7 separate regions of the Homo sapiens genome follow, and regions 2, 3, 4, 5, 6 and 7 are each linked to region 1. A link is a contact called in ENCODE Hi-C or POLR2A ChIA-PET data. All regions are on one chromosome and are shown on one strand. The core of a region is the stretch at or near the end of the contact, and the rest is flanking DNA. Distances in the headings are between cores, read along the strand shown. Region 1 has its middle 650 kb from the start of GJE1. Region 2 has its middle 6.5 kb from the start of FILNC1. Region 3 overlaps FILNC1 (FOXO induced long non-coding RNA 1). Region 4 has its middle 73 kb from the start of LINC02941. Region 5 holds the start of HIVEP2 (HIVEP zinc finger 2). Region 6 overlaps HIVEP2 (HIVEP zinc finger 2). Region 7 overlaps HIVEP2 (HIVEP zinc finger 2).

Region 1 (4,260 bases), core at 1,242-3,741:
AAATCAAGAAAACAGCTAAAGAATCAACCCCTGAGCAAGGAAAAGGAGAGATCTCAGAATCTCAGCAGCAAGAGTTTGACATTCTTCTCCTTTTTAGATTGTCATGAACTGACTCAACTCTAATAGCCTTCTATACACTCCTTGTGTGCAGTACCACAATTTTCAAATTTCTGAAAGACAATATATATTTGACACAGCATCAGCCATATGTTTGTACTTGTAGGAAGCATGTTGTAGACATAAAATAATACTACCAACTTGGAGAATTTACAGAACTCCACCATCCTTCTGTCTTCCTCCTTCATTTCAATTGGTTGTCAGGTCTTATACTATATATTTTAATTATACCATCTAACTACCTTTTAGTTACGTTATCTCTTCTTATAGTCATGGGATGAGAAGTGTCATCCATCTTTTATCATTTCATCTTCCAGTCAAATTTCCACTGGCTTCATTGGCACAACATCTACAAAAGTATGTATAACATCGTGATCTCAAAAACAAACAACACAAATTAAAAATCAAACAAGCAAACATCTCTTGACCTTGCCTGTGGTGCTTTTCAAAAGACTGGGAAGTGGAAAAAGGGGACGTTCTGTGCTGAGGGTAAGAAAAAGCAGAGGTAATGAAGTATGACAGTATGAGATTTATTAGGAGGAAATATGAATATCAAATTATTGGTATTCTACTTAAGACTATGAAGAACAAAAGTGGATAGACAGGGAATCACAGGGGAGAGTGCCTCCTGAAATTTTATAACAAAAGCTGCATGGCACCTTAGCCATTCAAAAAATATATTCAGGTTTGTTATCCATAATAATTGAAGTAGGCCAATAGTTTTCAAAGTTCAGTTCAAAGTTTGGTTCAGTTAATAGTTTACTCTGCTTCATAAAATATAGAATTCCCTTCTCATCATCAGCGACTTCAAACCACAATGCCTTTTTAGGGCCAAGAAATGGAGCTATATAATAAACACTGCACAGATTCTGGAACAGGCTCTCTGGAGACAAAAGACTGAGAAAAATTCAGAAGTACTATCAGAAAATTGTCAGTCACAGGTTTAAATGGATGTGATGAAACTAGTTATGACTTAGTGGCTACTGATGGCTTATCATGCATTTTTTTAATGGAAAATGTCTTTCCTCCAGAACTTTAAAATTTGGAAATATTCATATACTAATATATTTTATGTAATAATATTAGAAGAGGAAGAACCTATATTCACATATTAATTATCATTTTTCTCACAAAGAAATAGAGATAAACCAAGACTAAGACATGGTCCCAAGATCACACAGCAATTAAGATTCAGTCCTTATTTACTATTCATTTCATTCTCTGAAACTGCAATTATATTTGCTTTCAAAGAATGTTCCAGAAAAATATAAGTGTAGAAAAAGAATAATATAGACATTAATTTCACTAAATAATATAAGCATTTTTTTTTTCTTTTTCTATCAGCTGAAAGCAGCCTAGGAGTGTTAATCCTCTTGGTGTTTCTCAACCAGACTCTTTTGCATGATAAAACAATTTTACTCTCATTGGTCTATTCTAGCATTTAAGTTAATTTTCCAACCATCTAAATTCCAAGTGTGCACCATAGAGGTTGAGCTTTTCTATCCATCTGCTACACCAATACCGTCCAGTCTATGCCAATGATTGAAGGGTATAAAAAAAGGGCCGTGTGGTCGTTTCAGTTTTGTTTTGTTTTGCAATGCAGACGCACTTGGAGCAGCAGGTCAATGAATTCTGGGAACTGCATCTTTTTGACACATGAGACCTTTGCAGAATGAATCAAAGTTAAATCCCATGAATAAATGCTAGTGTTTAATAATCATTCCGTTTATGGAAGCTTTATTGTGAATTCATAAAAGCAAGGACAATATTTCCTTGCAAGTCCACAAATCACCATCATAAGCAAGGCAATCGTGAATAAACTGAGCTGGACTGCATAGCCTCTTTGGCAGTTGCTAGTATTTAAATATGGATGGGAGAAGCAAAGACTAGGAGAAGTTGTCCTAAAGCAAGCAAATGACAGCTCCCACAAATAAAGGGAAAAATGTTAAAACAATAAACAAAAGAGAAACAATTACTTGCTCATTACAAACATGTCATATTGCATTCTTTATTTTGATTGTGGAAAATTAGCCATTGACTACCAGGAACAATTGATTTTCCTTCACAGCTGTTTTCTAATTACATCTGAACACTGAAAATTCTAGTGCAGCCATTCAGCTGTACAAAGAGAATTTTCTTTTATTATTTTTGCTATTGCTGCAAGCTCTGCCCAGAAGCATGACTATAGTTAGATGATCTGTACTGTATATATGTGGTGTTTGTATTAAAAGCCATGCTTTTCAGGGATGTTATAAGAACTCAAATATTTTAAATTACATAGGGCAGAACTTGGTGTACAAGCTGTTTTGCCCAGATGCTATTACGTAGCTTTCTCTTTCTTTTTGCCATCAAAACAAGGAAGAAGATAATGAAGATAGCTTAAATCGGTACATCCGTTTCTTAGTCACTGCATAGTCGTCAATTGGATCTATTTTTGTCATTGTGGCTTCTGATGAGTGTTTTGGCACAGTCTTACTGGGAGGGTGGAGGGTGATGGGCAGTTTCCTGTCAGTTAATTCTGTGGGTAAATTCTAAGCAAAGAGCATGGAGATTATTAACAGGCAGGATTCCAAGGTTTCAGAGAAGCAATTGAAATTTTTGGATGCTTCTCTTCAAACGCTTTAGAATTTTCCTCAAAATGATTTCAGTTTTAAAATATGGCCAGAAATATGAAACTTGCCCTTGGGAGTTTTCTAGGACTTGCGGTTAGTGAGTTCTGGAAAAATAGTTAAGATACTTCCTTCAGAGTTTAGGGTCTCTGATTAATCTTTACCATAATTTAGGTGAAATCAGCTCAGCAATGTTAACAATTCAGCAAAAATAAAGTGAAACCTTAAAATGTTTTTTTTCCAATGGAAAAAAAAACACAACATTTCAAGCCTGGGTTATTAAAGCAAAAACTGGGAGCTCTTATTTATTTACTTATTTATTTTAATTTTTTTAATTTATTTTTATTTTTTGTAGAGACAGGGTCTCACTATGTTGCCCAGGCTGGTCTACCACTCCTGGCTTCAAGCGATCATCCTTCCTCGGCCTCCCACAATTCTGGGATTACATACGTGAGCCACCACACCCGGCCAGCTCTTTGTTGCCATTTATTAAATATTTGCCCTCTTTAGAGGTAACTTTAATCAGGTATCTGTTCACTGGATGGCAATTTTTTAAGTCTTTGATCAAAACTCTAACCTCTGTAGTTCCTGTAGTAACGCAGTGTAACTTGAAATTTGCCATTTTACTTGGAAGGCTCAAAGATTCCTCAATGGCCCATCTTATTTTAGTATTTCCTTTGCCAAGATTAAGATTGAGGTGATGATTGTTTAATTAAATTAAATTTGGCTTGAGGCTGTCTCGGTACCGTAGGTCCCTACATAACAAACTACAATTTAACTAAACAAACTGAAAGCCTAATTTAGGAGTATATATTGTAACAAATTGCTAGGTCTCAGCCAGTCACAGCCGACTAGCTTCAGCCAATCACAGGCTGCCAATTGATCAGACCATGTCCAAACAAGTAAAAAATGCTAAGCTGTAACCAACCAGTTTCTGTACCTTACTTTCATTTTCTGTCCATATGTACTGCCTACCTACTTTGCAGAAGTGAGATCTCTGAACCACTCTGCTGGCTCTTGAGAGCTACTGGATTCCCAAATAATTCTCTGCTTCATTAAACTCCTTTAAATTTGTCTAAAGATTTCCTTTTAATACATTTCATCTCATTTTTATTTTTCTAAATTTTGATAACTTTCATTGACTTTTATCATAAAAATCAAGTCTAATACAAAATAAAACAATATAAAAATAAATGTATTGAAATTATATCAATTTTATTTCCTGACATATTTTCTTGATTTATATCATTACAAAAGATAAAAACTATCAGCATGGAGTTTTGAAACCATAAAAAATTTTTTTGAAAGAATGAGGAAAAGCAGCAAGAACTTTGGGTGTGATGGAGGTATGTGGTTAATTTAATAGGACTGATTTTTTTTTTAATTCTGGGATTTTTCTCACATAACCATATAATCTATTTGAAAACCAGATATTTACTAGAAGAGAGTGGCAAATATCCACTACTGAATAGATAAGAGTTTAGACATTAAAACTGAAAGCACTCTTAAGTATTTTACATGTAAAGAGGTTTAA
Region 2 (4,260 bases), core at 1,052-3,551, 1.7 Mb before region 1:
GGAAGGACTACTCTATCAATTAGGTAGGGCTAGTTTGTGCCAGAAAATGTCAGTTGCTTAAAACTACAATATTTAATTTTTGTTCAGGCAACACGTTCACAATGGGTTAAAAAAGGACTCTGCTCATTGAAGTTATTAAGGAACCCTTGGTGAATAGAGGCTTCATGCTTTCATGATCACAGAGACTTGGGGAAAGGACACAGCAAACCACGTAGTAGCTCTTAAAACTTTGGCCCAGAACAGTCATCACGTCTGCTGACTGAAGCAAATCAGTCATCAGGCCAGGCCAGTCTTCTATAGAAAGGGATGTGCAATCCTCCCATAGGGAAGTGCACTGAATATTGTAAACAACAATACAGGTTATGACAACCATGTGTCCTTAACAAAAAAACCTAAATAATGATTTTCTCAACTGTCATTTCCCAACATATTGGGTGACAAAAATTTCCAAATTGCATCATTCCCTACTGACTCCCTGAAGTGGTAGTGTTCTCTGCTGGCAGTTTAAAATGAGAACTGTCTGCTTTCAAGGATAGACCGGCTGCGGGTAGGATTGATATTCTACCATGAAAATGCAGCAGCTTAAAGGAGCCATGCCAGAATACTCTCCACCACTTAATACTTTTTATTGCTTTTGACAACTTAAACTCCACATTTTTTCCTTCTCTAGGAAAACATATTGGTAACTAGACATATACATAACATAGATTGGTATAATGATGATGCCTTTTATGATTCACCTTAACCATTCTTTCGTGACCCCTGCCATCAAAAACATTCAGTGACTTCCAGTGGCATTCCTAGCATTTTTGACACCTTGGCTGGATCATTTTTATAACACCCCTCACTTTGTGATGCAATTATTTTCATGTAGTAATTAGCAATCAATATAATTTTTAAATCTTCTGTTTTAAAACAAATGAAAAGAAGTGATTTTGATTCTAAAGATTGTGCAAATTTGGGATATTTTATATATGAACTAAAATTTGCACTTATCAAATAAAAAATGTTATACTTGCATTTTGCATTTAAACGAAAATAGGAAACTCCAAGTGATCCCATAATAACTCAAGTTCTGTTTCTTTGACTTAGAATTGCAGCTATGTCTGCCCAAGGCAATTGCCAAGGTTTCCCAATTTATCCTGAATGATTGTAGCTGAGTGGGGTACGTTTGGGGAACAATTGTTTAACTGGGAATTTGCTGAGTTAACTTTTATGTTGAACACAATATTTAATAAAGGACAAATAATAAAAATGTGCTAATTCAAACCACACAATGTATTATTAAAACTCAATGGTAATGGCAGCAATTGTTTAAAACTAAGACCAGAAATGATTTTTTTTTTTTTTTGAGGAGGAGTATTTTATCACTTCATTGTTTAGAAATGTCGGCAGGAAGTGATGATTAGAATCAGAATGACTGGGTTTTATTATAGCTTTAAAATTTTTTATAGACAGGGTACCCCCTCATTGTCCATACCCAGAACTCCCTCATACTTGGTCAGTCACTGGTGACTCCTCAGTGTTTACATAATTGAGTCTAAAGTGGTGATCTTTAGCATAGTTCTCCATCATATGGCCTCAACCTCCTTCCAGCCTACTCCTCCACAGTTCACCTATTGCGAAAATACCCCATCATCTAGAATTGTGAAAATATTCTGTTCCCTGAGCCCTCCTCTTAAAAAAATGCTTCTCTGTGTGTTTGTATTTCTCCCTCTGACAATGTAAGTGTAAAGAGCACAGGCTTTAGAGCCAGGATTTTGTGGGACTGGATTTTCCCTCTGCAGCTTATAAATTGTGTGACCTTGGACAAGTTATCCAACCCATCTGGGCCTCATCCTCCTCATCTGCAAAAATATTGATTACAGAGCCCATTTACAGATACCACTGGATGAGATGAGAACACATAAAATATATGTTAAATTGTCTTATCCCTCCATATCTTTCATTATTCTCCCTTAATAAGTTTTGCATATCTAACAGTTACAGGACTTTGATCAAAATAGGCCTGCATAGAGTTTGAACAACTGAATTGAATTTATTGGGCTTCATTCATGATATACAAGCTTCCAAAGTCACATGGTCTAAGCCCAAGCTCCAGTTCTTTCTACAATTGCCTCAGCTGTGAGTCTTGAGCATTGTCATAAGAAGAGAATCTAGGATATTTCTCATTTGGCTTCAGTTCCTCTTCTTCAGCTGTCCAGACCTCTTTCATTTAGAAAAACACTGTGACAAAATGAGGAGGCTGCAGAAGCACAAGTGGGAATGGCAGCTGACCGCACGGGGAGAAGGTGTCTATTTCACCTTCAGGACCATCTTAGCATTTTGAGCAGCTCATAGGTCAGGAATGCTGTTGTCATCAGGGTTAGAGCTATGTCCTGAATAAATACCAAGTTAGGAGGAAGATGACTCAGAGCTGCCTAAACCTCATACTCCTCTGATATTTTAAGCAACAGAGAGTGGCAAGCAGCTGTTAGATATCTTTGCTTCTTTGTTCAGGCAAAGCTTAGCCTGTTCCATTTGGAAAGAAAATGGTCATAATTTCCAGCCCATTTTAAACTCTTCCTTCTTAGAATTGTTACTGCACACATAACCTGGGTCACACAACTTAGTTTTCTGCAATCTCAACTCTTTTTCTAATTATTTCCTCTTCCCCAAATGGATATTAAGTTTGTTGTGGAAAGAGAATATGCCTTATATTCCTCTTATATTCTCTCCAAACTGAAAGATTAGCCTTTGGCCCAGAGTAGGTAGTGCATACAAGCACTAATTTCATTTATATGGGACTTTAAAATGAAAAATTACCTTTATGTCCATTCTTTTGTTTAAACTTCACTACAACTTCATAAAATAATTGTTATTATCTTTATTTTATAAACCAGGAAACTAAGGTTTAGAGAGATTAAGTATACTGCCAAGGATAAGGATCATACAGCTAGTAATTAGCAAATCCTGCATTTGTGTGTGTGTGTGTGTGTGTGTGTGTATTCACCTCATAAATCGTATCTTAAAGACTCATTCATTAATGACAGCTTAATTGAAAACCTTTAAAAAATATATTTAATTTTTTTCTACTTATTAAATCCTTGTTCCCTAACTTGTTTTTATTGCTCTGAAAGCAGCTAGAAAACCATTTTGTAATTTGCAAAGATGTAGATCTAGAACCTAATTATTTCATTTGTATGCAGAAAAGAAAACCTGTACAAATGTAAGAAGAAATGGCACAGGAAAATCCCCAAGTAATAAGAAACCATAAATTCATTTGTATTTTAGGTAATATGTTTATGGCAGATATTTAGAGAATTCACATTATTTTGGGGCATCATTATTTATCTGAAAGATTAGGAAGGGCGTGGAAGAGTCTGTGCGGTTAAGGAGAGCAAAATAGGTGTAAATAATATCAATTGGTAGACTCATTTGATTCAGTCAACAGGTTTTATGAAGCACCTGCATTTTCTGTCATGGCTGGAGAGTGGTTTTCAACACATGTTAACATTTGGGTAGGTCAGATACTCTGTGAGTTCAATCAAGATAACCCTGTTTACCCACTAAGATGACTCAGAGAGCTGCTAGGACCTAGTTTTTTCATTTCGGTCTCGTGCTGCAAATGGTCAGCAACTATGAGATTGATGGAAGACATTTGCCTCAATTATTATGCTATGATTCATAGATTCCTACTATAGAACATAACTGAGTATTTGGCCTTCCTCTTTCAGTTGGGGAGAGTAAACAAATTTCTTATTTATATCAACAAGTCATAATTTGAGCAAGTTAAATATTAAAACCTATTGAAACAGAAAAAGAAGTTAAGTTTAGGTGTGGATAATGTCAAGAACAACTATTTAGTCTTTATTTGCGAGATGATGGGCAAACATTTTATGCTGCTTGCAAAATTAATGTCTTCAGTAATTTACTACACCTTTTACTTCATTCATGACAATTTCAAAGGATTAACTGTGAATGGATATTTGAGGAAGTTAGCTTACTGGATCACCAAAGAGTGGCCCAAGGAAGGGTGGGGAGTAGAAAAGTGCTCAGGAGATAGCTGTTGAAGCTGCAGAGAAATCTCTATTTCTATCTCCTGGTTTAAACCCTCCATCCCACTCAATGTGCATTAACCTGAAATATTAATAGATCACTGTGCTTCTCCCTTAAAAACAATGCACAGGCATTTAGATTGATGATTGCTGCTGCATTCAAGGTTCTGTAAATAATGATAACAATACTGTCTAGCACATTATATAAGATCACCTAAATTAT
Region 3 (4,260 bases), core at 1,251-3,750, 1.6 Mb before region 1:
TATAAATTTACATTAGTGAAAAATACTTTTTTAATGGTCAGTGATCCCGACCATTAAATACAGTAGGTATTTCACAGTTACCATTTTTACCATGATGTCATTGATGAAGTTGTTTCATGTATTCTTGAAATATTGTGTTGTGGACATGAACGCTGGAGGGCCTTGACATCAGACCTAGGGCAGGACACAGGAACAAGGGAGGCTGGCTGACTCAGATCTCCCCCACGGCTATGTCTGTGCTTCCTTCCCTTTTTAGGAGCTTCATTCTTTCTTCCTCAGCTGCTCTCCATTTCACAAGCATGAGAGCCAGATGGAAGTTCCTCTGCCCAACCTGCCTGGTTAGCAACAGTGACTGGTTTAAGAGTAAGTATGCACCTCTGCAGAGTCAGTCACGTAGAACCTCACCTACTAACCTGCAGATTGGTCCAGGAAGTGAGAACGTGACCTAAACCAGGCAATCAGAGGCTTTCCATGAGATTTTCCTAATCTGAGCCAGAGGGGAGAAGTACTTGGATGCCAAGACTCCTCGAGAAGTGCTTGAGGAGAGAAAGTTGAGAAAATGAAACCAAACATAAAGAGCTAAACTATGAGGAGTCCTGCCCAGCCTCTGAGCTGTCCATCACGAGGTCATGACTGCTCTCCTATTTTTGCAATCAATAACGGCAAATACTTTCTGCCCCTGCAGCTATCCTCAAAGAGTGGTGTCCAAAAGCAGGGTGGCTTAAGTCCTCATTTAATGAGAAAATTCTTTTATTAATAGCATATTTTTAGGTCTTTTGCTAAACTAGGAGAAACTAGCTTGTGTTGGTATGTGTTAAGTAGATGTACTAATCTTGTAATTTATACTCTTCCCCAAACTCCAGGATCCACTGCATAAATAAGTTTCTCATGCCAGATTTATTTCTTTCATAAGAAATATATATTTTTTTCTCTCAGTGCCCCACTATCACCATTTAGGCTCTAAAATATCTGAGAGATTTGCCCCATGTACATTTGATTCCCAGCTGCTAACCTGGAATTTTGTTCTAGGAGTTTGTGAAGACTATTTTCCAACCACCTGTATAATGCAATTATTTCAAAAAGGTACCAGAGAAGCCTGACTGCTTGAGTTGAGCCATGGGTCTTTTGTCCTCAGACTGAGATTTATACCATTGCCTGCCCTGGTTCTCTGGCCTTCAGACTTGCACCCAATTATACCACTGGCTTTGCTGAATCTCCAGTTTGCAGATGGCAGATCCTGGGACTTCTCAACTTCTATAATTGCAGGAGCCATAGATATAGATATAGATATAGATATAGATATAGATATAGATATAGATATAGATATAGATATAGATAGAGATAGAGATAGAGATGGATAGAGATATCTCTATCTAACATCTACCTATCTACCCATCCACCTATTATCTATCTATCTATCTATCTATCTATCTATCTATCTATCTATCATATTGCTTCTGTTTCTCTGGAGAACTCTAATACAACCACTAAAAAACATAAAGTGTTGTCAATTGAAGTATGATAAGAATCGGCAAGCCTTATCTGTAAATGATGATAGTAAATATTTTAGGCTTTAAGGTCCACAAGGTCTCTATTATAATGGCTGAATCCTGCCATCGCAGCAAGAAAGCAACCGTAGGCAATATGTAAACAAATGGCTATGGCTGTGTTCCTATAAAGCTTTAATTGTGGACATGGAAATTTGAATTTCATGTAACTTTTACATGTTATAAAACTATTTTTCTTTCTTTTTTTTTTGTAACTGTAAAAAATGTACAAACCAGTCTTAGCGCTAGAGCCATACAAAAGCAGGTGGTCAGCTAGATTTGATCGACAGGACGTTATGGTTTCTTATCATGTTAATTACAAGATGCATCCATATTTCAGAGTTGTTAGAATGCAGAGATATGTGCGTCTTAGATTGAATGTGATAGTGCAGTATTACAGAATCCTAGGTCTTTTGGATTCCCTGGGTTTTAACATCTATAATGTATCCCCACAATGCTTTGCCACTTAACCTTTGGCAATCAACAAGGATCATTGGTGAGCATACAGTCTGTCCTTTCTGGAACACAGTGAGAAGTGGACATGGAATGGAGAAGGCTGAGAAGAAAGTTAGAGGGAATTGAGGTGTATGGGGCAGTCTTTTGGAATCTGAATGTTCAGAGAATAATGAGGCATGCCATTTGTATAGCACTTTAAATTCCATAAAATCTATGTATATACATTGTTTTATTGAATTTTCCCCATGGATCTGTGAAGTACCCATTGTAGAAATTAGCTGCAGAACAGAAAAACATACATGTGAATGAATTATAACTGGGAAAAGGTAGACCCTAACATTGTCTTTTGACCATACAACTGTTCTTCCTTATTCAAAAAGCTTATATTCAGTGAGTGTTTCTAAGGGTGAAAGTTAACCATGATTCAGGAGACAATCATGGTTGTATTGTCACAGCCTTTCTCTTTCATTTTCCTTACAGTATTGCCTTCAGCAGAACCTACTGCCTCTTAGCAATATTAGTACAAAGGCATTTGCAAGGCACCTTATGGGCATATCTGAGCCAAAATGCCGCTGGTTTGTTAATTAAATTTAAACATTTTGACATGCATCTCTGATTTCACTTCCTTGTTCTGTTTCACTTCTCTTCCTCTTTTGAGCCAAGTAATAAATGCAATGAAAGTAACATGGACTTTGAACTCAGTGGGATTTGAATCCAGATGTGCTGTTTATTAGTTTGTGACTCTCAGCAAACTACCTAATCGTACTGAATGCTTTCATTATTCTCATTTTAAAAAAGGGAATAGTATTACCAACATTATGGAAGTTATCAGTGAGGTGTTACACATAATGCCCATAGAAACATGCCTACCCCATAGTAGTATGTGTTAGCTATCATTGTAAGCATTGAATGGAGTCATGTATAAAATACCCAAAAAGGCATCTGATGCATGATAGATAATCCCTTAACCATAGAGAAAGCAAGATTCTCTCTATATGGATTCTCCAGGGTCACCTTTTTTATCTAATTTGAAATGTTGCACCCCCTCTTTTCGAACACACAAAATATGACTGAATAACATGATCCTGGTCACTCAAGTTGTTTTTTGTTGAGTTTCTTTATCTTCATTTTCTCATTTCTACTAAAGGCTGTGTAGTATAGAAATTACAAGCTCATACCTACCCTTTATAAAATTAATCAATGATTTACTTTCCCAATAAAACTGTATCTTTTTTCTTTATATATTTCCACTTTATTTCTTTATATTTATAATTGTATTAGCTTCCCTCTTAAAGACTGATTGTTTATCTCCTCATATAAGTACATTTTGATACCTGCAACCTGAATGAATATTTCTTTGCCTTTCATCTCACTGGGTCTCTCAGCAGCATTGGACAATGTTGGCATCTTCTTGCCTTTTGAATTATTCTCTTTCCTTATCTTCCACAATTCCTCTATTTTCCTCATACCTATCTCTCTCTTCCATCTGTGTTGCCCTTGCAGGCTCCTTCTTCTCTATCAAACTATTAAATATGTCAGTATTTCAAGGTTCTTCCTAAGCCATCTCCTTTCCTCATCAAAATTTTTTTGGCAGCTAATTTTCTTTACTTTTTCAATTTAATATTTCTGTTATTGTCTTCCCTATCCTTCCAGTTATCCAAGATAAAATTTCAACCCAGTCTGTCTCCTTCTTTCCCAGATCATTCTTTTGATAGTGTGCCCTTGTTACATATTTGTGGAATGGATAAATTATATAACCTCTCACACGACAGATTGGATTGGACACTTAAAAATCTGCATGATTTAGTTCCTACAAACCTTTTCTCCCCACAGGAATGCTATATTCCAATAAAATGCTCTACCCGTTGTTCTCAGAAAAACCTGTAACGATGAGAATATAGCATCCTTTTTTTTCTTTTCTTTGAGATGGAGTCTCACTCTGTCACCCAGGCTGGAGTGCAGTGGCATGATGTTGGCTCACTGCAACCTCCGCCTACCAGGTTCAAGTGATTCTTCTGCCTCAGCCTCCCAAGTAGCCGGGATTATAGGTGTGCACCACCACGCCCGGCTAATGTTTGTATTTTTAGTAGAGACGGGGTGTCACCATATTGGCCAGGCTGGTCTCAAACTCCTGACCTTGTGATCCTCCTGCCTTGGCCTCCCAAAGTGCTGGGATTACAGGTGTGAGCCACCTCGCCCGGCCTCCTTTTTTTCTTAAATAAAGACTGGAAGCCAATAGCATGTGGTGAGAACTTAA
Region 4 (4,260 bases), core at 1,024-3,523, 1.6 Mb before region 1:
TCTCTAGAATCTGGTCAAAGATGAGTTGATAACAGCTGGGGGCCTAATATGGCTTGGCTGTGTGTCCTCACCCAAATTTCATCTTGTAGCTCCAATAATTCCCATGTGCTGTGGGAGGGACATGGTGGGAGATGATTGAATCATAGGGGTGGGTCTTTTTTATTTTGGAAAATTCTTTATTGTTTACCTGGGCTACATATTCCTAGAGTATGTACATAGTGACAAAAAGATTTTTTTTTTTATCAATTAATGATTGATATTGAATGGGTCTTATGAGACAGACCTGATGGTTTTAAAAACAGGAGTCCTGGCCGGGCGCAGTGGCTCACACCTGTAATCCCAGCACTTTGGGAGGCCGAGGTGGGTGGATCACGAGGTCAGGAGATTGAGACCATCCTAGCCAACACGGTGAAACCCCGTCTTTACTAAAAATACAAAAAATTAACTGGGCGTGGTGGCGGGTGCCTGTAGTCCCAGCTACTTGGGAGGCTGAGGCAGGAGAATGGCGTGAATCCAGGAGGCAGAGCTTGCCGTGAGCCGAGATAGTGCCACTGCACTCCAACCTGGGGGACAGAGCGAGACTCTGTCTCAAAAAAACAAAAACAAAAACAAAAACAGGAGTCCCCCTGCACAAGCTCTCTTTGCCTGCTTCCATCCCATAAGATGTGACTTGCTTCTCCTTGCCTTCCACCGTGACTGTGAGGCCTCCCCAGCCATGTGGAACTGTAACACCAATAAACCTCTTTCTTTTGTAAATTCCCCAGTCTGAGGTATGTCTTTATCAGCAGCATGAAAACAGACTAATACAGGGCCCAAAAAACCCTCCAACTCAGGTCAGACAAAACTAAATAAACCAATTCTAGGGACACAAAGACAAGCCACAGGAAAGTCCTTAAATGTTTACTTTAAATCAATTTTATTAAGGTATACATAAACTATTAATACATCCACTCAGAGCATATGTATAAGGTTTTAGAAAACTGACCCAATGCAAATTATGTCCAAATAATGCCATCGTGATATGATCTTTTAAATTCTTCAGTACTTGGGATGGACGCACTTGGCCTATGCACCTCCTCTCTCTATAGGCTTCGTCTTAAAGACTTGTAACAGAAAGACAGAGATGATCCAAAATGTTGTGACATGGTTAGGCTTTGTGTCCCCAACCAAATCTCATCATGAATTGTAATCCCTATGTGTAGAGAGAGGGAAGTGATTGGATTATGGGGGAAGTGTCTTTCATGCTGTTTTCATGATAGTAAGTGAGTTCTCATGAGATCTGATGGTTTTATAAATGTCTGGCATTTCCCCTGCTTGTACTCTTTCTCCTGCCACTGGTGAGGAGGTGCCTGCTTCCCTTTCTGCCATGATTGTAAGTTTCCTGAGGCCTTCCCAGCCATGCAGAACTGTGAGTCAATTAAACCTCTTTCCTTTATAAATTACCTGGTCTCAGAGAAGCTCTTTACAGCAGTGTGAGAACACACTAAGACATGTTGTTAGAAAAATAGGCAATTTTCTACTTAATAATTCCTAAAAGTCTTCTTTATATAATATGTGATACCTAAATCTTTATCTAATATTTAAAATACTTCTTTAAAATGTTAATAATTCCTAAAATGTTTCTTTTTTAAAAAAAATGCCTAAAATGCTTCTTTGTCCCTCCCTGGGAAAATAATGTTTGTGAATTGACAAAACAAAATTGGAGCTCAGACCCAATTCAAGTCATACCTCAATCTTGAGGTCAGAGACACTCCCTCGATCCCAATTTAGAGGATCAAGAAATCTCAGGGGAATGTATTTCTCCAGATCTTCATGTATGCAGTAAAGGAGGGATCTTGATTGGGTCTTGGTAGGATCTTTTGGTTTGTCAACTGTTGACTCCTTAGAAGTTCACTGGAAATACCTGTTTATGAAAAAGAAAGAATACCACCATGACAAATCTTAGTAGTGTCTCAGAAGGTGAACTTCAAGGTAAGATATCAAATAGACTTTTAGGGCCTGGGCTAGGACTTTTTAAGTCAGATCTTGCAAGAAACAGTACTGGTTGGGATTGAAGAGAGTTTATTAGAGAATAGATTTAGACAAATGGGCTCAGAGAAGCCAGAGTCTTGAAGCTATTCATTATAAACAAGCTATTAGTCTTTATAAGTAACCTGTTTAGTTGGTTCAGTCTTATCTTTAAGAAACAAGTAGTTTCTGGAGCAAGTAGCTGAGTTAAATTTGCTTTGCTCTCAGTATTGTTTCAAATAGGTACAGAAAATTATATTGCTTTCAGTTTTCTTTCCCCTTTCCTCTCCATCCCCCCCACGGAACTTGTCTCAGGTTTTCAGAGTCGGACTGCTAGATTAGTACAATAAAAGTGTTGTGAAACTAGGGCTGTTGCAAGGACTTAGACCTCAAAGCCACTCTATTTGAGCTGCCAATAATAGGCCTTGTCCTACTGATTTCCAATTAAATTAGCTTTTAAAAACATGTTTATTGATTGACATACATACATAATTATAATGGACTATTTTCCATAAGTGATTATTTTAATGGACATTTGTGTTTTATGAACACATTAGCTACCTGACCAAATAGCAAGCAAGTTATCTTGAATTAATGCTGTAGGTTTCTTCCAACTACTAAGTAGGCAGGCTGGGATCCATTACTGTAGGCTGTCAGGGGAGAAAAGATGAATTGAGTTGATGGTGATGACATAATGAATGTGGCTTCAATGACACAGTGGCAAATGTTAAACTCACTCACTGTATGATGAAACCACATCATTAGAAACAATAGCAAGGGAGAAGGTAAATCAAGAAAGGAGACAAATCACTCACAATGCATGAGAATATCTGGAAGCTCCTCAATGCAGCATCCAGAACTTCACCATGGTTGAGGCACTAAGGAAATAAGTTTCTAAAAACAGTGGCTTTAAGGAGAAAAGAAATAATGACCACCAATTGAAACTAGGACACCCTAGGGTCATATCCAAAGAAGTGGAAAATGTAGGGTATGTTAGTAAACAGGGAATTTCAGCCATTACGTTTGTTTTATCTAGAGCTAGAGACTACTATTATTGTCACCTATAGTTATTTGAGCTCACTGGTGCCAGGTAGGTGGAAACCAGAGAGACAAAGGTCACATTCACAGAAAAAAATTGGACTGTTATAAGTCTTAGGGCATGTCAAGCACATTATGATCACAATGCATTAAGAACAGGCTTATCTGACCCATGAACAAGCACCATGGCAAAATCTGAGAGCTGATTTAAGCAACACTTGAGCTGTGGGAGTAAACCAAAATGTATAAAGACAGTATCATTTCCATGAACTCATTAAAAATGACTTCATTTGAATTTTAATTTTGGAATTGAATCTTAAAAAAATTACATCTCAATTTATAAAATCACAAAGGTAATGGCACTATAAACTTCTACTTGCTTTTCACGTGTTTCAGTACTTTCTAATAGAAATCACCAGCCCTAGAAATTTCAGGAACTGTGAAGGCTGCTAGGGAGCAGGTAGTTTTATCAGTTTCAGTAAAGTTGCACTTGTGCAAATGTTGGGTAAACAGTTTGGGCCAATTTTACTTGGATAAAAGATACAATGTGCCCTCCAGGTGATTCCTTTCTCTGGGACTGGGAGAGCATCTGCTAATGATACCAAGTCTTGAATATCTCTCTTCTAAGGCACAAAATCTGTAGTGACCCTCTATTGAAATTTTTTTGGACTTTATTTCTTATGAAGGAAATTAGTGGCAGTTCCTCACAGCTTTTTGGGGGAGAATAACATTTCAGTATCATTCTTGAACCTGTTAGTTTATTCCCTGGGGCCTCAGTGAATTCTAGGAAAAACACTAGCCTGCAGTCATTCAGCCTGGGGCTGTAAAATTGTCAGATCTCATAAGCTCGACACAGTGCTTGGGTCTGGCCAGGACTTGGATAGGAGAACTCAAAAGAAAGAAAAAAAAACTTTGTGGAACACACATCTGTTGTGCACCAGATGGCAGTTATTTCATCTTCTGTGGAACTTTTTTCTATAATTCTTGTTACATTTCTTCTACTGCAGTACTTACAGGTTTTAAGAAGAAAAAAGCAAAATATTTTGGGAAAAATGAGGTGACTGTAACATTAAAATCAAGGCTTTAATTGTTCCCAAACTCAGGATTTGCAGAGTTAAGTTTCCCACAGCAATCCTCCAACTGTGCAGCGTGTATTACAATAGGAGTCCTCATTACATAATCACCAAACCCTGGGTAATGTTACATAGTGTTCAG
Region 5 (4,260 bases), core at 768-3,267, 1.5 Mb after region 1:
GAAAGGACATTTCTGTTCTGATAAACCATTTGGCCTATATCCTAAAAATCAAACCCAATCTACTCATTCCACAGTCTACTTCGTTAAAATTCTGCTTCTGGCACTCTTATAAGGTGAAAAAGCAATGAGACATTTGCTACATATGTAGCAAACATATGGGATCTATATGTGCAAATATTTAAAATAACTTGGTTTGCTCAAGGGCAAATATCACCAAATATTACTATATCACTGGAGGAAACGTTTCTAATAAAGTTAAATGGCCTTTTTCTAGGAGGACAGATCATTGCAAATTTAATTAAAATGGATCTTATTAATATTTCAAGTAATGTCTGGGCTTGATTATGCACTACAAAAGAAACAACTGTATTGAGGAGAAAAATCAATAGCCCTTGACTAGGGCTCTGGGTATGCTAGAAAAACACAGATCTCTTGTGAATTATTGAGGTCCAGCTTTAGGGTTGGGGGCGAGTACCAATATTCATTTGGAGGTAAATTGAGTTATTTTTAAAATGGCAGAAAAGGAAGGAGAAAAATCAGCTCAAATTTTCCATTATAATGAAAGTACAGGAAACAAGCCTTTCTATATTCATTTTAGGCCTAAATAACTCTGCAGAGAATAAGGGTTTTGCAATGTCAGTTGCACACACAACTTCCTGTGTGAATGCTAAGCCATTACAGGTGTCCTAAGGCCTCCAGTGAAACCTATTATCAAGAGATTCCTCTGGTCTCCTCGAAGTCATCCCCAGCGCCCCCCATCCGCCGCCCACACATTATTGCTTCTCTCCTCCAAGTGTCTTGATTAAGGACCCTCTCTCTTCTCCGCACTCCCGAGGTTAAAGTGCCCCCGTTCCCTTGGTGTAGCTAGTTACAAGCTTTCCCGTTAGGGAAGACTAGTGCCTGCAGTCCTTTTTAGTTAGATGCTTTTAAGTCAGAGATGAGAGGAGCCACTTGAAGAAACCCTCCTTCCCTTCTTCCTTTCCCCCACTGGGAACCAAGTCCCTGAAGGACAACACCCAGGGACGCTTCCTGACCTTCTATCCCCTCACCCAATTTGGGCTTGGAGGGTTGGGGTCGCATTTTCTCATGTCCTCTGCTGCACTGGATGTGTTATGTAAGAGGGACAGAACGCGGGAGGCACATGCGTATAAAGCGCACCGATCTGTGATAACAGCTGGGGTAGCAGAGCGGATCTGGAGTCCACCCCCCCCCCCCACCAAATACGACAGACCCCACACATGCACATCAGCACCCCCTCCCCCACACACCCACACACACACACACACACGCACACACCCAGAGCAATGTTTTCCTGTCTCACCCCTACCAGTACCAGAGGCACAGAATGGAAAGGCGGGGGGTGGGGGTGAAAGGAGGTGAAAGAGGAGGAGGAGCAGCAGCAGCACATCTGCTTTGATAGCAGCCGGCAGTGCCGCCGCGGCAGAGAGCCCCTCGTTAACCCCCTTCCTGTGGCTGCACCACGTCATGGAACATTCCCGGAACGGGCCAACGTTCCACCCACTTCAGGGAACAGACATAAAGGCGCAGACCCAGTTCCCCACAGTGCACAGCCCAAACACACATGTCCCTTCCCGATCCCCCGCCAGACGGACAGACAAACACGCATGCAAACCGCCCCCACCCGTCTCCACGCGCCCGGGTCCAGCCGGCAGCGGCCAGAGCCGCTCTGCAGCCGGTGCACCCGCAAGGCGAGGGCGCCTCCGCCTGAACCTTCCATCGAGACAGTCCCCTCCTTCCTCGCTTCCTTCCTTCGCTCCTTCCTTCCTTCCTTCCTTGCCCGGGAGGTAAAGGGAGTCACTGAAATGCCCAGAGCCAGCGCCTTCGCTGCGCTCGCTCGGCCGCAGGCCGGCGGCCCGGGCCTCGCGCCGCCAGCCCGCCCGGCCGCCTGCGCCGCGCGCCGCGGCCCCCTCCCCCGCTACCTGACAACGGGCCGCCGCCGGCCGCCGCAGCCGCAGCGGTGGCCGGGCCGTGCGCGCCGGTGCACGTCGCTCATTAGTAAGCAGGCACATTCCTGCCTCCAGCGCTCCCGCGCGGCCCCCTCCCCCCAGGACATTACGCAAAGCAGCCTCCCCTCATCTGCATAGATCCGCGGCCAGGGTATTCCCCGCATTTCCCCACGCGCCCGACACCCCTCCCGCGGTCTCCCCCATCCCCGCCCCCTCCGACCCTCACCCTCGGGCCACCGGGAAGGGGCTGGGGGCACACGCCGGGGAGCGGGGGACGGAGTTCGGCGGCGGCGATTCCAATATAAAGTGAAACAAGCTCCCAGCGCCGAAGGAGGCAGGAAAAACCCAGCGTCCAGGCCACTTACCGAGCCGAGGAGGGACCTAGATTCCCGCCGCTCCGCTCTCGCGGTGGCCGGTCCGCCCTCCGCGCACCCCGAGGCTGCACCCAGCACCCCAGACGCGAGACGTGGAGGAACGCTGTGAACGAGCCGGGAGACCCTCCAAGTTGCTCTGGGCTCCGTGGAGCGTCAAGGTCCAAGACACAACTTGGCAAAGACTTGTGCCACAGTCACCGAAGATGTTTGTGCGGAGACCCTCCTGCGGGGAACGACGGCGCTCGGCGGCGCCCCGCTCTCCTCCTCTCCACCCCCTCACCTCCAGCCCGCCTCCCGCCGGCCGCCCGCCTCCGGGCCGCGAGCCCCTCGGGCGGCTGTCAGCTCCCGGCCGCCGCCGGGTGACAGGGGCGGGAGGAGGGCGCGACGCGGCGGCCCGAGCCCCAGCGGGCGAGGGGGATCCTCGCAGCCGCGGCGGCCGCTCACCTGGAAAGTCACCGCTGAGGAGGAGGAGAAGGAGGACGGGGAGGAGGAGGGAGAGGAGGAGGGGGAGGAAACCCCCCTGGTGCCCTTGTTCTCGCTGCCGCGGCGGCCGCTCCTCGCCAAGGCTGAGCGTGTCTGGTGGGGGGTGTCTGGTAGCATTTCCTTAAGGACAGAGGGAGGGCGGGCGCGGAGGGAGGGAAAAGATCCCGACCGCCAGCCCAGGCTCCTCTTGCCTTTATTTATTTTTCTGACACTGTACGGAGATGGGCCCGGGGCAGGGGCCGCCGGGCTCAGGCGGGAGCCGCGAGGCCCGGGCCGCAGCTGTCTGCGTGCGGGAGCCGCAGCGGCCGCCTCCCCTCCCGGGCTGTGGACGCACCGGGTTATTCCTGGCAGCGCCTCCCCGAACAGAAGTTACTAGGAGGAGTGCGCGGCGAGGGCGGACGGGGGGAGAGGCGGAGGGAGGGAGGGAGGAAGAGGGAGAGACTCAGCCAACGACGTCATCGGATCCCCCAGCGCGTCCCAGGGAGGGAGGCTGAACCAGAAAAACCAGTCTGGAGCCAGTGAGCGAGAGAGGGATGTGCGGCGCGCGGGGCGACGGGGGAGGGAGGCGGTCGGGAGGGCAGGGCCGGGCCCCACGGCTGCCGCTGCGGGCGGGGAGATCGCGGCCGCGCACTCGCTCGGTCGGAGCGGGGAACTCCCCGGAGAGCTGGTCTCTACTTGTCATGCAAAAAAACTTGGGCATCTCTAGGAGCCTGAGAATTTCCTTTAAGGATGTGGAAACGTCCTCCGTCCCCACCCCTTCCCCATTTCCCAGAGAATCGTTGTCTGCCTTCCTGACGAACGGAATTGTATAATTAGTAGTGCCCTTAGATTTGGAACCAGTACTCCGGATCCCTGGCCTCTCCTCGCCCCCTGCCTCTACTCACAATTATGTTATCGGTCAAGAAAAGCAAAATCAGACTGTGGCTCCCGGCTGGGTTTCTGGAGCTTTGTAGGGTTTTACTAGCACTTTCCGTGCCCCTGCGGGCGCGCGAACTATTCACGTGCTCGAAACGCCCGGATTACCTTCCCTGAGGTCACTCACCAGGGTGCCCCCGGCACCCCCAGTTCGGGGACCGCGGCCCGCCCTCGCCAGGGGATTCAAATAGGTGTGGGCAGCGGCGCGAAGAGCAGCTGCCGGTTTCCTGGTGGGCCGCGCTGGAACCTCGGGGCGAGCTGCCACCTTCAGCCTGTGCGCTTCCCTCTCCACGGAAGGGACCGGAGTTGAAATCACAACCAACCCTGGGAGAGCGGGGCCGGGAGGCGGGGGAATCCCAGGCGAGTGGGAGCCGAAGCTCTGGGCTTCCTCCCCGGCCGGGCGACACCCGGGGGACACCGGGGCTCTCTCGGGCCGTTACCCTGCCTATGTGGACTGGTGTGCACCCTCGGGGGAGGTTCCTAGGGTGCCACGGTGCCCGAGCGCGACGAGTGACTGCTGG
Region 6 (4,260 bases), core at 829-3,328, 1.4 Mb after region 1:
CAGTCTTTGTTTCTTACTCTGGTTTCTTAAATTCAAGCTCTGTGTTGTTCATAAAAACCCGGTTCAGGCTGGTGGCTGTGCCATCCCCCTCAGATTTATTGTTAGCCTGTGGTAGTTCTCAATTAGGGTGATTCTGCCCCCTTAAGAGACACTAGGCAATGTCTGGGAGTTCTTTCTGGTTGCCAAGACTGGGAGTGGGAAGGGGTATGCTATTGTACCCTGGTGGGTAGAGGCCAGGGATGCTGGTAAGTATTCTACAATGCACAGGATAGTCGCCCACAACAAAGACTTATCTGGCTCCAAATGCCTAACCATGCTGGAGCTAAGAAAACCGGTAACATTGTAACTCTGCTGCAATAACTTTTTGGTACATGTCACTAGGCTCCTGATGTTTAAGCAAGTGATTATAACAAAAATCCTTTAGACTAATTGTATTACTCAAACTTCATCCTAAAGATCGTGCTCAACCAAGAGAAATTCTACAAAAAAACCCATAGTATTCTTCAGAATTACAAAGTGTGACATTTGTTTTTTAATTGAAGATGTCCAATCAAGACAGCCGAACTTTAGGAGGCTGGCAGAAAGGGCACGGGATGAACTTGGTATCACCTGAATGTAACTGAAATTTTCCAGGGAAGGCACTGCACAAACTCCTCTGTGAATGTGAACCCTGCCACCAATGCCACATCCTGCTTCTTAAGCTTTTCCATAAACAGCAGCTGTATTCCTCCCCAAGCATCAAATGACAACCCAGGAACATGCACACGTTCCTGAAATGCTCGCAGCCACCCAGTATTAAAGCAATAATCTCCCCCAGGGAAAAGTCCTACTGGGCCGGATGTAGGAAAAAGAATGAAAGCAGGCACAGCTTTCAGGTCCACTCCACCACAAATGACTCCATGACCCGGGCAAGGAACGTTAAGTAACTTCTTTCTGGTCCTTTTTTTCCTCAACTAAAAGCAGAAAAAGTTTGGCTTAGTCATCTGCAACTTCACTTTCAGTTCTCACCACCATGCTGGTTTTCTTCCCAAAAGGTAAAGAGAAGGGAATTGGCTCCAAAGAAAGTAGGTAAGAGGGAGCTTATGAAACCCGCTTCATTAAGGGTCCCAGTCACATGGAGTGTCTGTGGGCTACAATAGATGAACCACCCACGTGGTAAGTTCACCCACAAGAGCAACTTTTTTGAACACAGGCAAAAGCTGACCCCAAGCTTGATAGGCGAAGTCTCCACTGAGCTCCAGGCCACATGAGAAATGCTGACTGTGAGGATGAAGGACCAATCTTTGTGTGTGCACAGCAGGGAAAGGACTAATCATTCCACACTGGCCTCTTCCGCTACAACCTTCTGTACAAGTAACCGTCATCCCCAGAGCACCATCTTATCATTAGGAAGGACAGAAGAAGAAGAGTACAGTGTGTTTTAAACTGTCTTTGTGTTATAATAAAAATCACAAACAAAAACAAAATGGGCACAAACAGTATGAATTTGAGGAGCCTTTAATTTTAATGGGCAAATACTTAATGTATTAATAACCACGTGGTAGAAACCAAAATTAGTTCTGGGGAACCTCTCAACTATACTGAATTATCTGCTGAGATAGGTTTTGTTCATGGATCTACAATAAGAAAGGAATCTGTTTTCCTGAGTCTCCCCACTGAGTTTTTTATGCAGTGCTTCTGTTCATATGCTTAAGTGAGCCATTTAAAAGGAAGAGTGTCAACGTTGGACTCAGGCTTTACTGGTATGAAAGTGTAAAATTATATTTGTATCCACAGATTTCCAAAATCTCAGTATGCAAACTTATTAAAAATACACTATGGTGGAGGCATATATAAGAAGTGAAAGTATTCTTTCACTTATTTCTTATTACTGCCAGTTCAACATTATCACAAGCTCACAGGGCTATGTTTTCCCAACTGAAACACCAGGATGTTAATGTGTCTGAAATTTGAGACCTTCTGATAAATTATGCTTGTTTGCTGGTTTTGTTGTTTTTTGGTGTGTTTGTTTTCAGTAAAAGCTGGCACTTTATAAAATATCTGTCTTCAGTATTTGACAACGCTTGACAACCATTCTCTCGTTACTTTTTACCACATCCTGGTAAGGGGGAAATGGCAGGTAACTGCATCGCTTTTCACTAAAAAACAGACAGCAAGGGGTTAAAAAAAAAAAGAAAAGGAGAATTTATGTCTCCCAGTTCCACCTACTGCACCACTTTAATATCCAGGATTCTCCCCAAGCCATTCCCAGAGAAAAAAGTGAAAAGAATCTCCTTTGACTTGCTTGGGTCACTGCCCCCAAGACACTGAAGACTCAAAGATACTGAAGACTTCAATGTACAATACATTGGTGGTGAAACTAAAAGTCATATGCAAGGAGTTGACTCCCCTCTCACTGCAAATAATTCTAACATGACCGATGTGCTACAGAAATCAATAGCAGTAATGACTACCTTTTTTGGAACTGCCTCAGCAGTCAGCTGGAGAGGGGGCCTTGCTAAGCCCAGGCACACTGCCTGGATCAAGCACTGAAATCAAGCTTCACAAAAGAGAAGCGTGAGTAATTTACTTATTAAAGAGATAACTGTAAAGTCTGATACAAACAGACAAGCGTAAAGCCTTCAATGCACAAACCAAATGCTTGGCTTGGAGACCATAAAATGCAATCAGCAATGAAATCTAGGTTATATCACTCAACTTTCAAAAGTCTAATGCCCCTTTTTATCCTTAGAAAGATGACACAAAGAAATGACCTGTGAGGGAGACTTCTGGTTAGCAGGGGCTCCCCAAAGACACTGAGCCCACAGCAGGAAGTGGAGGGGAAACCTCAGTGACTGGTCCGAGACCAACCTGGACTTCCGTGTAAGGTACAATGCAGATAAAGGGGATTACTGTACTTCAAGTGGGTTCTGAAGCATTCTACATTATTCAAAAGGACAAAAATCTAGTCAGGTGTTGCCCAAATGGTCTCCTCTGTGATCATTTTTCTCATGTTGTTCAGAAACGTAGTGGTGATAGTGCATTTGTGAGACTCTGTGGCCAGGAAACAACATCTCTGTAACCCCAATTTTAAAATCATGACTTCACTGTCACCAACCAGCGAATGCCAAAAATAAAAAGGTAGAAACATCTAAAACGCTGTTAGAAAGTGAAGCTTGAGTTCATGAGCAAATTAGAAAAAAAAAAAAAGTCATTTGCCATCAGATGTTGTCTGTCAACTTAAAAAAAAATCCAAATAAAAAGAGAATTCAAACAGTTCTTCTACAATAAGCTATTGTATAGCCCCTAGATCTAAGTCATTCACAACTCCCGGAAATAACTGCATATTCGCCAAATGCTCTTATTTTGTATGTTCTCACGGGGTTTCAGGACTTGTGCAAATTGTTTTCCAAGCACCATCCGGCCATAATGACCAGGTTAGAACTGATAATTATGCCTGCCTGTCTATAGGTTTGTCAGCTAAAGAAATCCACAGACGGCTGCATCATGAGCAGAATTCTACTTCGGGTGCAGCTGCGCTGACCACACTGCATTAGAAAAACAACCCTCTTTGCAATAACCAGTTTTGGGCATCACTGGTTAAAAAAGACTAGTTTCCTGTTTTTCTCCAAAACTTCAGAGTGTGGGTATTGCTATTTTTTACCCCACCCACACATTTTTCTTTTTAATTGTTGAAGATTAGGTGCTGTAAACACCTAATCATGAGCATTTCTTTATATTAAAACTCCAGGTTTAATTTTAGGTCGGATTTGTTCTTTCCACACGGGGACTCCCCTTTGTTAAGACTTGTGTGGCTTCTCCTGCGGGCGGGGGGAAGCCACGGGGCTGCGGGCTGCTGTCTAGGAGGGGCTGGGGTCGGGTCTTGGGTCTGGGAACTTATCTATGGCCCAGTGTTGCCCCAGGCAGCTGTCCCCCACCATTGGCTTCCTGATGGCCCAGCTATGCATGGTCCCCGGCAGGGATGCTGCAGCTGACCTAGGGCGACAGGTGGTTGGGGGAAGAGAGGCTGTTCCCCCTAGAAGAGTATCTCAACCCAGGCTTGGGAAACAGCCCTTACTGATGAAGGCTGGGGGACTAACAGTGACATAAAGCATCAAGATCCCAGACATATCATCTTATTTCTGTTTATACTATGCCGTTTCTCTTCCTCACTTTGACATGTTATTTCCTTTCTTTCAAGAGGAGTTTGAAGTATATGAAGGCAGTGCACACTGTAGCAGGGCTGCTCCTGGTGCCTGACCCCCTCACTTCACTCTGGCC
Region 7 (4,260 bases), core at 861-3,360, 1.3 Mb after region 1:
GATAGGTGAGTTTCACTTTCTGTTTGTCATAAGTTCCACTTTCTGGCTCCCAAAGCTTAGATCCACAGTACATCCATGTCCGTGCAATAAAATCCCAAGATTCTCACTCTCTGTTAAAGGAAGGATTTCGGCGTGTTGTATAGCAAAATCCTTTCAGCAGAAAAATGCAAATCTGTGGTGCTAATCAAGGAGAGGCGGCTGGAGCACTCCCAAATGCTCCTCCATACCTGGGCTCACACACAGTTCAGCTGCCGTTTTCCATTTCCTGTGGGGAACATACATCATACCACTTCCCCTATAGAAAAAAGAAAGCAGCCCGATTTAATTGCTGATGGAAACATTGTCATACTTTCCACTGGCCAAGCTTGAAACTATTACTGATCTAACCTTCATTAATTTTTCCACAACAATTTGCAGAAATGTCAGGAAGCAGCTGTACGAAGACTGATTAATTGTCCTTATCACCACTACTTTACCAGGCTCGCTCTCTCTTCTCTCTCTCTCTCTCTCTCTCTCTGTATCCTCACCACCTCCCCTCCCTCTCTTCCAGTTTAAAAATATAATTGGGATTTTTCTGTTTTGGTTGGTATTGGTGGTGGTATATCATACTCTGAAATATCCAGATCTATTTTTGATGTCTTTCAATGGCCCAAACATTTTCAGATCTGGAGGAGACCCCATGAAGTTTGGGACAGCATCCACGAAGGAAAAGGTTGCTTCCTGCTGATTACTCAGTTATAGCTGTTTAAACAGACGTTCATGAATTCAAGTCTTACAGCAACACTGCATTTATTAGTCAATCACAGACGCTAAAATTCACTTCCGAAATGTGAATTAGAAAATCAAATGCCCTTTTTCTATTTTTTTTTCACTTTCTTTTCTCCCTCATCATTTTCATTTGAGCTATACCATCTGTCCCAGCCTATCAAATAATGTACTGTGCATGCCTGGCAAAAACAAGTGGAACAGTACACCTCATAACCCCATGTAGGCAACCACTGAGCATCTATAAAAGTGGTACATAACAGAATCTGGCCATCTGGGGATAACTAGTTATAGCAAGCTTAGCTTCTCAGCCAGCACTCAGATTTGCAGACTTTTAACTAGTTGGCAAAGCATCAACCAGTGTTCAAGAAGAGAAACACTAACAAACATTTTTTTTTTCAAAACACAAGAATTCAGATATAAATTTTCAAAGGTGTACTTGCCAATGTTGCTGACAAGAAGGCTTCAAAAGCAAAGATCAAGGCACTGTCATGTCCTTGAAATGGAGCCAGAGTCAATCCAAATCTAGCATTTTGCAGCATTACTAAACTTTTTGGGTATGAACATATTTTTCCTTCCCCATATTGCCTGAATATATACAAGCAAGGGATTAAAGCCGAACAGACTTTGAACCAAATGACATAGTACCTTTCAGAGACAGCTCCAGCAGACTGGGAAGAGTTCCTCCTAGGACTACATTTAAAAAAAAAAAAAATCCAAAGGCTCTTCATCCCAGATACACTCATTCGTAGTCTAACCCCGAACCAAAGAAAGACAGATTGGACAACTATGGCTTAAAGCATTAAAGTAATAACTGGACATGTAGCATAGTGGCCCAGATCATGGACCATGGAGCCAGAATACTTGCTTTCAGTCCCATCTCTGCCACTTGCCAGACATACAAATATTCAGGCAAGTTACCTAACCTCTCCGTGCCTCAGTCTTTTCATCCAGAAAATGGGGATACAAATAATATTGTTAACAGAATTATACAGCATTTAAAAATGGCACGAGGAAGTGAACTCTAAATGCTAGCTGTTAACTGTATATTTTTCTGTTGATATTTCAGGTATCTATTAGCCTAATAGTGAGGAGGAAATAATGTGACACGAGTTCCTAAATTAATTTAACAAAGCCCACTGGGTTGGCTGAAAGATTTCCCCTGATAATACTCACATTGCTTGAAACACCACCACCAAAACTAGGTCAAGCAATCAAGGCTAAATATTCTATTGTTTCTGTTGACTATCCCCTAGCTGTCACAGGACAGCATGCCTTGTGATGCCATGGGACATAGAGGCAGGCATGGCTGGAGATGACCACACCTCACCACCACCTCCAGGCCTGGAAAGCAGGGGTGGGGAGAAAGCCACCACAGACCAGCAAAGTGCAAACAAAGACAGAAGCTGGCTTGGACTTCGTCATAATCAAAGTACTCATCAAAGAAGCCAAAGGCACTCATTCCCTTGGCACTAAGACCAGGGTTGAGGTGCCAGGAGGCCACACAGTGCAGGAAAGACGCTACTTTTAATTCCGGCTCCACCATATGACCTTAAGTAACTCTCACACTCTAAAGCCTTAATCTGCAGTAAAACACAGGATTTCGTCTACATCAGACCTTTTGAGTCTTTTGGCTGCCATGACCTCCTTGGCAGTCTGATGAAGCCTGTGGGCTCATTCTTAGCAGAATGTTTTAAACTACACTGGATTACAAAGGAAACCAATTACCATGAATATAGGTATCTCAAAATAACTTTCAAAGCAAACTTGTTGATAGTAATATACATAATTCTTTATTAATAATTAAAAACAAGATATAGTGCAGGTCTAATATTCACCATAATTCGGAGTAGTCATAATCATAAAGACACTTTGAGATATGAATCACAATGGTAATGTGATATGAAACTGTCTGTGATTTCTATTGGTGACAACATCACTGACACTGCTGAAACTACTGTCATTTGTTGCTTACATGAATAATGAAGGAAGTGCTAAACTTCAGTTAGAGATTAATGAAACAGTTTTTTTCTCAACCAAATTTTCTGAATTCTGTCCATTTGTGGTTAAGAGCCCCAGCCTAGGTAAATAATAAATCCCTTTATAATTCCATTATCTCAGATCAATGATTGCATTGTGTCCCTGGCTCCCTCCACAGAGAAGATTCACAAAGAGAAATAAAGCAATTCCTATTCTTTCCAACTGTGTGGAGAAAAACAGATTTACAGGATAGAAGTGTCTTTCCTCATCCCTCTCCAAGTGAGGGAAGGAACACTTATTGACTTGGAAATGAGTTACCCAAACACTATCAAGCCCTACCAGCCTACAGGCAAATACATAAGAAGTGACATTAACACCAATTAACCACAGCTCCTGTTCCAGCCCCACCTGCTCACACAGGACCTCCAGTCCCCTTAAAAAGTCCCAACTAAGTATATCTAGGATTCCAGCAAGGGAGACTTACAAGAGCCCACAGGCAGTCTGACAGCCAGTCACAACACCATCTGCCATGGCTTCTTTCCTGCACCAGCTCCCCCTAGCGTCCTCAGGAAGGAACCCCTCTGCCGCCTCTGCAGATGGCGCCCTCAGTAAGAATCCTAATGCCCAGTTGCCCCCACAGACAGCAGAGTCCATACTTCCAGGAAAGAGGGGTCCTTGTCATGGGTCCCACACTTTAGAAAGCCTGCATATCACAAACAAGCACAAATAAATTCACTGAAAAATCCACAGCACCTTTATCATAGGCATCCAGATGTCCTGTAACCCTAAACCCCGCGACAACGGTTTAAGCCCCGAGGGAAATGCTTCTCTTGCCCAATCTCTTTGCACCAGTCAAAGAGTGACTGAGTTGGAATGCCCTGAAGGTTCGTGGATTGTGACATTGCAGTGTGGAGTTAGACATCATTTCCAAAGCAGAGAAGATTCAAGCAGCATTAATGCTTAGGTAAAAGAAAAGACTTAAGAGTCATTTCTCTCAGATGGTGTGGACGCAACAGATTCTCGCATAACAAGTGTAACCATGCCAAGCATCCCTTTCCTGGTTTCTCTTCGTGCTCTGATCAGTGGTTCTAGAATCGTTAATAATTAGAGCAGCATTTGGAACAATTGCACATGGCACTTGAAGAGTGTTTCGCAATTAAACAATTCTTATTCTTAAATTTGTAAAGATGTAACCTGTATGAAGCATGATGCCAATTCTTTACATTAGCAACTAAAATGGACACTAAAAACAAACTTGTGAATAGTTTTGCTTCTGTAAAAACAGCTGAGGATTTAATTCAATTTCAAAAAAATATTAAAAAGCTTCAGCAGCATTTAAATAATTTTGAATTTTAAATGTTTTATTCATTCATTTTAATATAGATTTATTTACCTTTCAGTTTTAACATGTGATTTTGGATATTTTGTAAGAAAAATCCTTTTTTTAAATAGCTTAATTTAAAACATTTTTATACTTATTCTAATTTACATATATGATGAAAATATACTAATATT

What was found. Hi-C counts contacts between places; a loop is a spot of excess contacts on that map. ChIA-PET counts read pairs that join two places held with the same protein, here RNA polymerase II (POLR2A). Pooled maps may share reads with other maps.
Region 2: a map with no recorded cell type shows a loop between it and region 1 (7-fold over the local background). The contact joins two enhancer-like sites. A Hi-C loop is called at or near these places in 2 of 37 single-sample maps with no recorded cell type and 6 of 50 pooled maps.
Region 3: a pooled map shows a loop between it and region 1 (9-fold over the local background). The contact joins two enhancer-like sites. A Hi-C loop is called at or near these places in 9 of 37 single-sample maps with no recorded cell type and 5 of 50 pooled maps. POLR2A ChIA-PET finds 5 or more read pairs at or near these places in 1 of 52 experiments (OCI-LY7).
Region 4: a pooled map shows a loop between it and region 1 (9-fold over the local background). The contact joins two enhancer-like sites. A Hi-C loop is called at or near these places in 8 of 37 single-sample maps with no recorded cell type and 4 of 50 pooled maps.
Region 5: a map of naive thymus-derived CD4-positive, alpha-beta T cell shows a loop between it and region 1 (27-fold over the local background). The contact joins the promoter of HIVEP2 here to the enhancer-like site in region 1. A Hi-C loop is called at or near these places in 1 of 168 maps with a recorded cell type or tissue (naive thymus-derived CD4-positive, alpha-beta T cell), 4 of 37 single-sample maps with no recorded cell type and 11 of 50 pooled maps.
Region 6: a pooled map shows a loop between it and region 1 (5-fold over the local background). The contact joins two enhancer-like sites. A Hi-C loop is called at or near these places in 2 of 37 single-sample maps with no recorded cell type and 6 of 50 pooled maps.
Region 7: a loop to region 1 is called in a pooled map, with 6 times the contacts of the local background. The contact joins two enhancer-like sites. A Hi-C loop is called at or near these places in 2 of 37 single-sample maps with no recorded cell type and 3 of 50 pooled maps.

Annotation. Positions count from the first base shown.
Region 1 is chr6:141,481,285-141,485,544 of GRCh38, forward strand. No RefSeq gene overlaps it. Among named protein-coding and RNA genes, the nearest start is that of GJE1, 650 kb to the right of the region's middle. RefSeq lists an enhancer at 2,338-2,477. Within about 2 kb of position 2,492, at least 16 of the 41 ENCODE cell types and tissues checked have a DNase peak (open chromatin) inside an H3K27ac peak, as active enhancers do.
Region 2 is chr6:139,762,455-139,766,714 of GRCh38, forward strand. No RefSeq gene overlaps it. Among named protein-coding and RNA genes, the nearest start is that of FILNC1, 6.5 kb to the right of the region's middle. Within about 2 kb of position 2,302, at least 20 of the 41 ENCODE cell types and tissues checked have a DNase peak (open chromatin) inside an H3K27ac peak, as active enhancers do.
Region 3 is chr6:139,839,396-139,843,655 of GRCh38, forward strand. The region is part of intron 1 of FILNC1 (FOXO induced long non-coding RNA 1); the gene reads left to right. Among named protein-coding and RNA genes, the nearest start is that of FILNC1, 70 kb to the left of the region's middle. Within about 2 kb of position 2,501, at least 2 of the 41 ENCODE cell types and tissues checked have a DNase peak (open chromatin) inside an H3K27ac peak, as active enhancers do.
Region 4 is chr6:139,901,643-139,905,902 of GRCh38, forward strand. No RefSeq gene overlaps it. Among named protein-coding and RNA genes, the nearest start is that of LINC02941, 73 kb to the right of the region's middle. RefSeq lists an enhancer at 1,932-2,051. Within about 2 kb of position 2,274, at least 4 of the 41 ENCODE cell types and tissues checked have a DNase peak (open chromatin) inside an H3K27ac peak, as active enhancers do.
Region 5 is chr6:142,943,159-142,947,418 of GRCh38, forward strand. HIVEP2 (HIVEP zinc finger 2) reads right to left here and starts at 2,018. Exons shown (of 10, transcript NM_006734.4): 1 at 1,941-2,018. HIVEP2-DT (HIVEP2 divergent transcript) reads left to right here and starts at 3,331. Exons shown (of 3, transcript XR_001744397.3): 1 at 3,331-4,260. RefSeq lists silencers at 1,648-1,717, 1,858-1,957, 2,158-2,387, 2,618-3,247, 3,298-3,517 and 1 more.
Region 6 is chr6:142,854,043-142,858,302 of GRCh38, forward strand. All of the region lies in intron 1 of HIVEP2 (HIVEP zinc finger 2), which reads right to left. Among named protein-coding and RNA genes, the nearest start is that of HIVEP2, 89 kb to the right of the region's middle. Within about 2 kb of position 2,079, at least 6 of the 41 ENCODE cell types and tissues checked have a DNase peak (open chromatin) inside an H3K27ac peak, as active enhancers do.
Region 7 is chr6:142,819,806-142,824,065 of GRCh38, forward strand. All of the region lies in intron 2 of HIVEP2 (HIVEP zinc finger 2), which reads right to left. Among named protein-coding and RNA genes, the nearest start is that of HIVEP2, 120 kb to the right of the region's middle. RefSeq lists an enhancer at 1-370. Within about 2 kb of position 2,111, at least 11 of the 41 ENCODE cell types and tissues checked have a DNase peak (open chromatin) inside an H3K27ac peak, as active enhancers do.